2 separate regions of the Homo sapiens genome follow, and region 2 is linked to region 1. Evidence: chromatin loops called from intact Hi-C (ENCODE). Cell type or tissue: mammary epithelial cell. All regions are shown on one strand. Region 1 overlaps CKAP2L (cytoskeleton associated protein 2 like). Region 2 holds the start of IL1B (interleukin 1 beta).

The links. A loop is a pair of places that touch in the nucleus more often than their neighbours do. Peaks named below come from ENCODE experiments on the same cell type or tissue, not always from the same donor. Only the 100,000 strongest peaks of a DNase experiment are listed, where the experiment ranks them.
Region 2: a loop joins it to region 1, with 5 times the contacts of the local background. A loop is called at or near these places in 3 of 110 quality-filtered maps.

What each region holds. Positions count from the first base shown.
Region 1 is chr2:112,747,192-112,752,191 of GRCh38, reverse strand. All of the region lies in intron 5 of CKAP2L (cytoskeleton associated protein 2 like), which reads left to right. Among named protein-coding and RNA genes, the nearest start is that of CKAP2L, 15 kb to the left of the region's middle. RefSeq lists an enhancer at 2,138-2,187. In mammary epithelial cell, a CTCF peak has its summit at 2,348 (motif pointing left); a DNase peak (open chromatin) is centred at 2,321; H3K27ac peaks cover 1,984 bases.
Region 2 is chr2:112,834,649-112,839,648 of GRCh38, reverse strand. It overlaps IL1B (interleukin 1 beta), which reads left to right and starts at 2,870. Exons shown (of 7, transcript NM_000576.3): 1 at 2,870-2,941; 2 at 3,405-3,466; 3 at 4,032-4,083. The coding sequence starts at 3,420. In mammary epithelial cell, no CTCF peak of the experiment used is centred here; a DNase peak (open chromatin) is centred at 2,748; H3K4me3 peaks cover 2,199 bases; H3K27ac peaks cover 2,927 bases.

The sequences.
Region 1 (5,000 bases):
TAGGAGAGATAGCCTTCATCTAAGTAGAAATTTAGCTACTCTTGTAAATACAGAGTAATAATAATAATGACATGCCCATAAACAGTGTCTTTTGTGTATCTGTGCTTTTATAAGCACTTAGCTAAGATTATCTCACATAATTATCATAACCACTGTTACTATGACCACTTTACAAACAAAACTGAGGCACAAAGAAGTTGGAAAACTAATCCAAACAAACTGGCTCCAAAAGGAACTTTGCTTTCTTTGGGTATCAAGTTCTGAAGAGTACACATTTAACATTGAAACTGAGGTCAGAAGGCAAGTTTCTGTGTAAAGTTGGAGTATTCTGAATACTCTGGGTAGCTACAAATAGTATTTAAATTTTATCTTGGATTCTGCAGATAAGGATAAAATAGATGGTAGGCAAAGAGTATGATCCTTAGGAGAAATTTTTCCTGAAGGAAAAATATATTAATAAAAAATGATGGAATAAACTTCTAAGATCCTTGCCTAGAGCAAAACTCATTCAGTCCTTTGGCTGGTAATGTTGAACATCAGCAAAAAAAAGGAAAAGTTCAGTTTAAGTCTACTCCAGGCAACATTTTCACAACATCCAGTTAAATATTAACTATTTCTCCTTGTGGAATTGAACTTGAGTTCTTTTTCTTATCCTCTTTTTTTGTTGTTGTATTATTTAAAAATGAGTACCTTTTTATTATTGAAATCATTTCAAGTAATGCAGATAAATGATCAGCCCTCTCCCTCTACAAACATACATACTTAGGCATCCCAAACTTCTCTCTGGAGGTGACCACCATTGCCAGTCATTCATTCTGTTTTCATGCATGTCCATACAGTATAGGTATGTCGAGAAATGAAGTATTATATTTTTGTGAGTTGCAATTCTTTTATTCACATTTTTGTGTACTTTGGTTGTCTTTTCTTGTGTTTTCCTAGTACCAATGTTATGCTGACTTAGGCAGATGAGTTGAGTATTTTCCTTTTTGCCCTATAAACTGAAAATAGTTTGTATGACATGAGAATTATTTTTATTTTTTGAAGGTTTGATAAAAACTTGCCCATAAAAATCATCTGGACCGTGTTTCTTTGGAGGATAATTTTGTATATATCCTCTCAATTTGTTATGGGGTCATTGTTCTAGAGTTCATATATCTTGAGTCAACTTTAGTAATTTTGTGACTTTTTAAAGGGATTTTTTCTCAATCTTTTTAAAAGATCTCAGGTTTTATTGCCAAAGATTTTTTCTCATTAATCTTTTTAAAAGACCTCAGGTTTTATTGATTATTTTTTCTCTTGCATCAATGTCTGCATCTATTTTTATATTTATTGCTCTTTTCCTAGCTTTTTAATTGAAACCTTAGATCATTTAAAAGTGAGTCTTTCTTTTTTTTTTTTTTATAAATATGTTCAGTGCTATAGCAGATTTGCCTCTGAATTTTACTTTGGTCATATCCCTCAGATTTGACTAAGTAATACTCTTTATCAGTCAGGATCAAGTCTGAAAAACAAACCACAGAAAGAATGTAATTGGTTACACAGTATCTTATGTGGGTTCTCTAGAGGTGGAGCCTAAGAGGAGAATCCATGTGAAAGTAGTTTATTAGGAAGACACTCCAGGGAAAACTGGGAGGGGAGTGAAGTTGTAGGATCAGAAAAGCGAATCCATGGACGGTGACTCTGGCACAGCCCCACAGGGGAGCTCTGGAGACAGTGTAGGTCACATCTCTCAGAGTCATCCTGATCAGAGGCAAGGGAGCTACATTGTTAAAGCTTCCATGGTCATTTATTCATGGCTGCCTCGGGCGGACAAGAATTGTCAGGCACTTCTCACTCTCTGGGCACATACGAGGGAGCACAGATGCTGGCTGTGAAAGCACGCGGTAAGCCTGTGTGCACAAGATGCTGAAGGGATCAGAAGGAGTGTGGGTGCTACACACAGGGCTGACAGCACACAGGAACCTGAGGTAATGTGATAACTGTAGGAAGCAGCTTGTACCCACTGGGTCTAGGAGAACAAAGAGAGGTTAGGGTATCAGAACCAAGAAGCAGGAGAGACAAACCCTGGTAGAAATGGGACTCCAACTGTAAGGAAGGCATACTACCCAGCAGATGATGGAGGAGAGGCCCTGCAGGGCTGGGGCTCAGATTTTGAGGAAAAGATGCTATCCATTTGGTGCTTCTGCTCTGAAGCTGCACAGGGAGGTGGGCTCTGAGGGGGAAAAAAAGATGCTAGAACCAACTGTTACTGCCAGGGTGAGGGACCGTTGCTGGGGTGATGAAAGCAAATAGGAAGAAGCAAGTGTCTTCCTTCTCCATCCCTGCAGCCTCCCTCTCGTGCCCCCTGCTGGCAGAGCTGAGCAGGGAGCTGCTGCCCAGCAGAAAGTTTTACAGAGTTTTATCCCCAGCATCACAAAGCAGAGGATGGGGTTTGGGGCCAATAGACAAAAGCTTCATAACTGACATATCTTGTCATTGTTCATTTCTAAATAGCTTGAGATTCCCATTTTGAGTTCTTTAACCCAAAAAATATCTTAGAAAAGTATCTTTTAATTTCCAGATGTGTAGATTTTTTTTTTCTGCTGTTAATTTCTAATTATATTGCATTGTAGTTGGTGAATGTGGCCTATGTGTACTCTACTTGATGGATTTTGTTGAAATTTTCTTTGTGGCCTTAATATCTGATCATTCTTGGTAAATGTTCCAAAAGTGTTTGAAAATAATGTATATCCTATTTGTTTATTTGATCTATTGCTTTCTGAAAGAAATATGCCAAAGTCTGTCACTGGCACTGTGATTAATCATTGACAATTTCTCTTCATATGTCTGTCAATTTTTACTTTCTATTTTTTAAAGTTATGTTGTTAGGTACAGAAAGATTCATGACTTGCTTTGATTTCTTTTGTCTGATTAATCTTGCCACACCTGCTTTTTGTTGTTAGAATATGTCTGGTAGCTCTGGTAGCTCTTTTTCCATCCCTTTACTTTAAGCCTTCATGGGCTGACTTATTTTAGGTATGTCTCATATAAATGCACACAGTTAAATGTTTTAAACAAATTTGAAACTCTCTGCTTTTAAAAAGCAAATTTAGTTCGTACACATTTATTATGATTACTTGTATGTTTAAACTTATGCCTGCTATTTTATTTTGTAATTCAGCTTACATGAATTATTTTTTCCTCATTTCTGTGTTTAATCTAGTTTTATTTCATAAAATAATACACTGAAATGAAAATAAAGTGATAGATGTAAGCTCAAACATGATTTGCAGAATATATATCATATTCTTCTTGCAGTTCCTTTTTTCATTTTTTTTTTTTTTTTAAGAGACAGGGTTTCACTCTTTTGCCTAGATTGGAGTGCAGTGATGCCATCATAGCTCACTGCAACTTTAAACCTCCTGGGTGGACCCAAGTGATCCTCCACCTCAGCCTCCTGAGTAGCTAGGACTACAGGTACACACCACTACACCCATTATAGTTTACATTTTTTTGTAGACACAGGGTCTCACTGTGTTGCCCAGGCTGGTCTCAAACTCCTAGCCTCAAGCAGTCCTCTGCCTCAGCTTCCCAAAGTGCTGGGATTACAGGTGTGAACCACCCACTGCACCTGGCCTGCAGTTACTTTTATTTCAAGTCTTTCATGTGAATTCTAAAGTTTACTCACTAGTGACTTTATGATTTTTGAATGGCAAACCTTTTGAGTCTGTATTCTTGTGAAACTTGTTATTTGCCTTCATGCTGGAATCATAGTTTGGCTGGGGGAAATTTCTTAATTTCAGCTTGTTTTCCCTGGAAAAATTTAAGTGACTGCTTCATTTTCTTTCTTGCATCTGGAGTTGTTGATTTGTTAATGTCTCACGTCAGTCTGATTCTCATTCCTTTATAGGTAATCCTTTTCTTCCCCCTCTCTGGAAGCTTGTACGATTTTCTTTTTATCTTTGGTTTTCTATTATATTTTTTTCTCCCATTCATCCTGCTTAACTATCTGAGAGCCTTTTCAACCTGAACAACTGTTTCTTTGTTCATTTCTTGAAATTCTTCTTCTACAACCACTTTGTGTGTTGAACTTTTTTCCTTCTAGAAACTCTCTTAGATGGATATTGGAGTTATTGAGTAATGGATATATCCTTCAGAACTCTAAATGTTGTTTTCATACTGTTCACTTCATTGTTTTATTACACTGGTTTCTAGGAGGATTTCACAGCTGAATTTTCAGCTCACAGATGTATTCTTCAGCGCTGTCCATGCAGTTGTTCTGCCTTTCTGTTGGTTATTTTTCATAACAGCCCATTCTAGTTTTAGGATAGCAATACTCTCTCTTATCACTCTGAAGATATTGACTGTGATACTCTTAAAAGTATTCCTCTTTGCTCCAGTGTTCATTCTTGTTTGTTGAGTTTTATGCCTCTTTCATGTAGTGTTGGTTTTCTCAAATGTTAGTGATTCTCAATTGTGAACTTACCTTTGCGTCTCCCCCATTTCTAGCAGTAGAAGGTGCTGCTTGGCTGAGTGTGCCAGTACCTGGATTTCTGGGCATGGTAGTGCTCCCCATTCGTTGGGTCCATGTCACTGTCCTGCTTACGGCACAAGCCAGAAGGGAACCAAACCAGTGAATCCATTTCAAATTATCTTTTTGTGGGATTTAACCCTCTTTCATAAACACCTGCATAAATCCCTGACACTTACACATATACACCCCTATGACCTTCGCATGCCTGTGTCATTCTTTACACTGCTATTAGTCCTATGGAAATTCTCATCACTACTCAGTGTTCTCGTTATTATAAATATGGAATATTATGAATATGTAAATGTTTACTCTAGGATTTGTTTTGTTTTTGTACCATGTAAAAATGAACATATTTCTTACCTTCAGCTATGATAAACATTTTCTATTTGGTCTCATATAACTCTTAAAATTTAATGATGAGGAAGCCAGGCTCAGTGGCTCATGCCTGTGGTCTCAGCTACTCGAGAGGCTAAGGTGGGAGGATTGC
Region 2 (5,000 bases), 87 kb before region 1:
TCACTTCCTGAGATGGATGGGATGGTAGCAGATTTGGGTCCAGGTTACAGGGCCAGGATGAGACATGGCAGAACTGTGGAGACTGTTACGTCAGGGGGCATTGCCCCATGGCTCCAAAATTTCCCTCGAGCGAAAGCATCAGGGGCTCATGCAACCTGGATACTAGTGCTGCTTCAACCACACTGTGCTATTGGATGAGTCACTTCCACCCTCCTAGCCTTGATTTCTTCGTCTGCTGTTCACATTCAAATAGCTATTCATGTCTTCATCTCTGTGGTCCCACCATATCCCACCAGACAATCATTAGGGCTCCTCTTAGCTGGCAGATTCTGAGGTCCTGGATGCTACAATTGGAAGATGGAGAAGTAGAAGCTCAAGGTTTCTGACCTGTATCCCAAGTCCCAGAAGCAGAATGGACTAACTCAGAGCTGATGCTCGGGTCCCTTGCATATCTCCCTTCCTGTCACTGGCTTTGATCCTCCTTCGTTCAGCTTGTAATCACATCAACAGACCAAAGACATCTCTGTGTTCTGTCAGGAGAGTTCACAGAGCCACCAACCCTCCAGACCCTGCTGGTTGCCGCATAAAGACTCTGAGGAAGGGTTTGAGGCTGCTGTGATCATGCAATGAATGCATGATTGTACCACTGCACTCCAGCCTGGGGGATAAAGGTAGATCCTGTCTAGGAGAGAGAGAGAGAGAAAGAGAAAGAGAGAGAGAAGGGAGGGAGAGACAAAGAAAAAGAGAGAGAGGGAGGGAGAAAGAAAGAGAGAAAGAAAAGAGAAAAGAAAGAAAAAGAAAGAAAGAGAGAGAGGGAGGGAGGGAGAGAGAAAGAAAGAAAGAAAGAGAAAGAGAGAAAGAGAGAAAGAGAAAGAAAGGAAGAAAGAAAGAAAGAAAGAAAGAAAGAAAGAAAGAAAGAAAGAAAAGAAAAGAAAGAAAGAGAGAGAGAAAGAAAAAGAAAGAGGAAGGAAGGAAGGAAGGAAGAAAGACAGGCTCTGAGGAAGGTGGCAGTTCCTACAACGGGAGAACCAGTGGTTAATTTGCAAAGTGGATCCTGTGGAGGCAAAACAGAGGAGTCCCCTAGGCCACCCAGACAGGGCTTTTAGCTATCTGCAGGACCAGACACCAAATTTCAGGAGGGCTCAGTGTTAGGAATGGATTATGGCTTATCAAATTCACAGGAAACTAACATGTTGAACAGCTTTTAGATTTCCTGTGGAAAATATAACTTACTAAAGATGGAGTTCTTGTGACTGACTCCTGATATCAAGATACTGGGAGCCAAATTAAAAATCAGAAGGCTGCTTGGAGAGCAAGTCCATGAAATGCTCTTTTTCCCACAGTAGAACCTATTTCCCTCGTGTCTCAAATACTTGCACAGAGGCTCACTCCCTTGGATAATGCAGAGCGAGCACGATACCTGGCACATACTAATTTGAATAAAAATGCTGTCAAATTCCCATTCACCCATTCAAGCAGCAAACTCTACCACCTGAATGTACATGCCAGGCACTGTGCTAGACTTGGCTCAAAAAGATTTCAGTTTCCTGGAGGAACCAGGAGGAGCAAGGTTTCAACTCAGTGCTATAAGAAGTGTTACAGGCTGGACACGGTGGCTCACGCCTGTAATCCCAACACTTTGGGAGGCCGAGGCGGGCAGATCACAAGGTCAGGAGATCGAGACCATCCTGGCTAACATGGTGAAACCCTGTCTCTACTAAAAATACAAAAAATTAGCCGGGCGTGGCGGCAGGTGCCTGTAGTCCCAGCTGCTGGGGAGGCTGAGGCAGGAGAATGGTGTGAACCCGGGAGGCGGAACTTGCAGGGGGCCGAGATCGTGCCACTGCACTCCAGCCTGGGCGACAGAGTGAGACTCTGTCTCAAAAAAAAAAAAAAAGTGTTATGATGCAGACCTGTCAAAGAGGCAAAGGAGGGTGTTCCTACACTCCAGGCACTGTTCATAACCTGGACTCTCATTCATTCTACAAATGGAGGGCTCCCCTGGGCAGTACCCTGGAGCAGGCACTTTGCTGGTGTCTCGGTTAAAGAGAAACTGATAACTCTTGGTTGGTATTACCAAGAGATAGAGTCTCAGATGGATATTCTTACAGAAACAATATTCCACTTTTCAGAGTTCACCAAAAAATCATTTTAGGCAGAGCTCATCTGGCATTGATCTGGTTCATCCATGAGATTGGCTAGGGTAACAGCACCTGGTCTTGCAGGGTTGTGTGAGCTTATCTCCAGGGTTGCCCCAACTCCGTCAGGAGCCTGAACCCTGCATACCGTATGTTCTCTGCCCCAGCCAAGAAAGGTCAATTTTCTCCTCAGAGGCTCCTGCAATTGACAGAGAGCTCCTGAGGCAGAGAACAGCACCCAAGGTAGAGACCCACACCCTCAATACAGACAGGGAGGGCTATTGGCCCTTCATTGTACCCATTTATCCATCTGTAAGTGGGAAGATTCCTAAACTTAAGTACAAAGAAGTGAATGAAGAAAAGTATGTGCATGTATAAATCTGTGTGTCTTCCACTTTGTCCCACATATACTAAATTTAAACATTCTTCTAACGTGGGAAAATCCAGTATTTTAATGTGGACATCAACTGCACAACGATTGTCAGGAAAACAATGCATATTTGCATGGTGATACATTTGCAAAATGTGTCATAGTTTGCTACTCCTTGCCCTTCCATGAACCAGAGAATTATCTCAGTTTATTAGTCCCCTCCCCTAAGAAGCTTCCACCAATACTCTTTTCCCCTTTCCTTTAACTTGATTGTGAAATCAGGTATTCAACAGAGAAATTTCTCAGCCTCCTACTTCTGCTTTTGAAAGCCATAAAAACAGCGAGGGAGAAACTGGCAGATACCAAACCTCTTCGAGGCACAAGGCACAACAGGCTGCTCTGGGATTCTCTTCAGCCAATCTTCATTGCTCAAGTATGACTTTAATCTTCCTTACAACTAGGTGCTAAGGGAGTCTCTCTGTCTCTCTGCCTCTTTGTGTGTATGCATATTCTCTCTCTCTCTCTCTTTCTTTCTCTGTCTCTCCCTCTCCTTCCCTCTCTGCCTCCCTCTCTCAGCTTTTTGCAAAAATGCCAGGTGTAATATAATGCTTATGACTCGGGAAATATTCTGGGAATGGATACTGCTTATCTAACAGCTGACACCCTAAAGGTTAGTGTCAAAGCCTCTGCTCCAGCTCTCCTAGCCAATACATTGCTAGTTGGGGTTTGGTTTAGCAAATGCTTTTCTCTAGACCCAAAGGACTTCTCTTTCACACATTCATTCATTTACTCAGAGATCATTTCTTTGCATGACTGCCATGCACTGGATGCTGAGAGAAATCACACATGAACGTAGCCGTCATGGGGAAGTCACTCATTTTCTCCTTTTTACACAGGTGTCTGAAGCAGCCATGGCAGAAGTACCTGAGCTCGCCAGTGAAATGATGGCTTATTACAGGTCAGTGGAGACGCTGAGACCAGTAACATGAGCAGGTCTCCTCTTTCAAGAGTAGAGTGTTATCTGTGCTTGGAGACCAGATTTTTCCCCTAAATTGCCTCTTTCAGTGGCAAACAGGGTGCCAAGTAAATCTGATTTAAAGACTACTTTCCCATTACAAGTCCCTCCAGCCTTGGGACCTGGAGGCTATCCAGATGTGTTGTTGCAAGGGCTTCCTGCAGAGGCAAATGGGGAGAAAAGACTCCAAGCCCACAATACAAGGAATCCCTTTGCAAAGTGTGGCTTGGAGGGAGAGGGAGAGCTCAGATTTTAGCTGACTCTGCTGGGCTAGAGGTTAGGCCTCAAGATCCAACAGGGAGCACCCAGGGTGCCCACCTGCCAGGCCTAGAATCTGCCTTCTGGACTGTTCTGCGCATATCACTGTGAAACTTGCCAGGTGTTTCAGGCAGCTTTGAGAGGCAGGCTGTTTGCAGTTTCTTATGAACAGTCAAGTCTTGTACACAGGGAAGGAAAAATAAACCTGTTTAGAAGACATAATTGAGACATGTCCCTGTTTTTATTACAGTGGCAATGAGGATGACTTGTTCTTTGAAGCTGATGGCCCTAAACAGATGAAGGTAAGACTATGGGTTTAACTCCCAACCCAAGGAAGGGCTCTAACACAGGGAAAGCTCAAAGAAGGGAGTTCTGGGCCACTTTGATGCCATGGTATTTTGTTTTAGAAAGACTTTAACCTCTTCCAGTGAGACACAGGCTGCACCACTTGCTGACCTGGCCACTTGGTCATCATATCACCACAGTCACTCACTAACGTTGGTGGTGGTGGCCACACTTGGTGGTGACAGGGGAGGAGTAGTGATAATGTTTCCCATTTCATAGTAGGAAGACAACCAAGTCTTCAACATAAATTTGATTATCCTTTTAAGAGATGGATTCAGCCTATGCCAATCACTTGAGTTAAACTCTGAAACCAAGAGATGATCTTGAGAACTAACATATGTCTACCCCTTTTGAGTAGAATAGTTTTTTGCTACCTGGGGTGAAGCTTATAACAACAAGACATAGATGATATAAACAAAAAGATGAATTGAGACTTGAAAGAAAACCATTCACTTGCTGTTTGACCTTGACAAGTCATTTTACCCGCTTTGGACCTCATCTGAAAAATAAAGGGCTGAGCTGGATGATCTCTGAGATTCCAGCATCCTGCAACCTCCAGTTCTGAAATATTTTCAGTTGTAGCTAAGGGCATTTGGGCAGCAAATGGTCATTTTTCAGACTCATCCTTACAAAGAGCCATGTTATATTCCTGCTGTCCCTTCTGTTTTATATGATGCTCAGTAGCCTTCCTAGGTGGCCCAGCCATCAGCCTAGCTAGGTCAGTTGTGCAGGTTGGGAGGCAGCCACTTTTCTCTGGCTTTATTTTATTCCAGTTTGTGATAGCCTCCCCTAGCCTCATAATCCAGTCCTCAATCTTGTTAAAAACATATTTCTTTAGAAGTTTTAAGACTGGCATAACTTGTTGGCTGCAGCT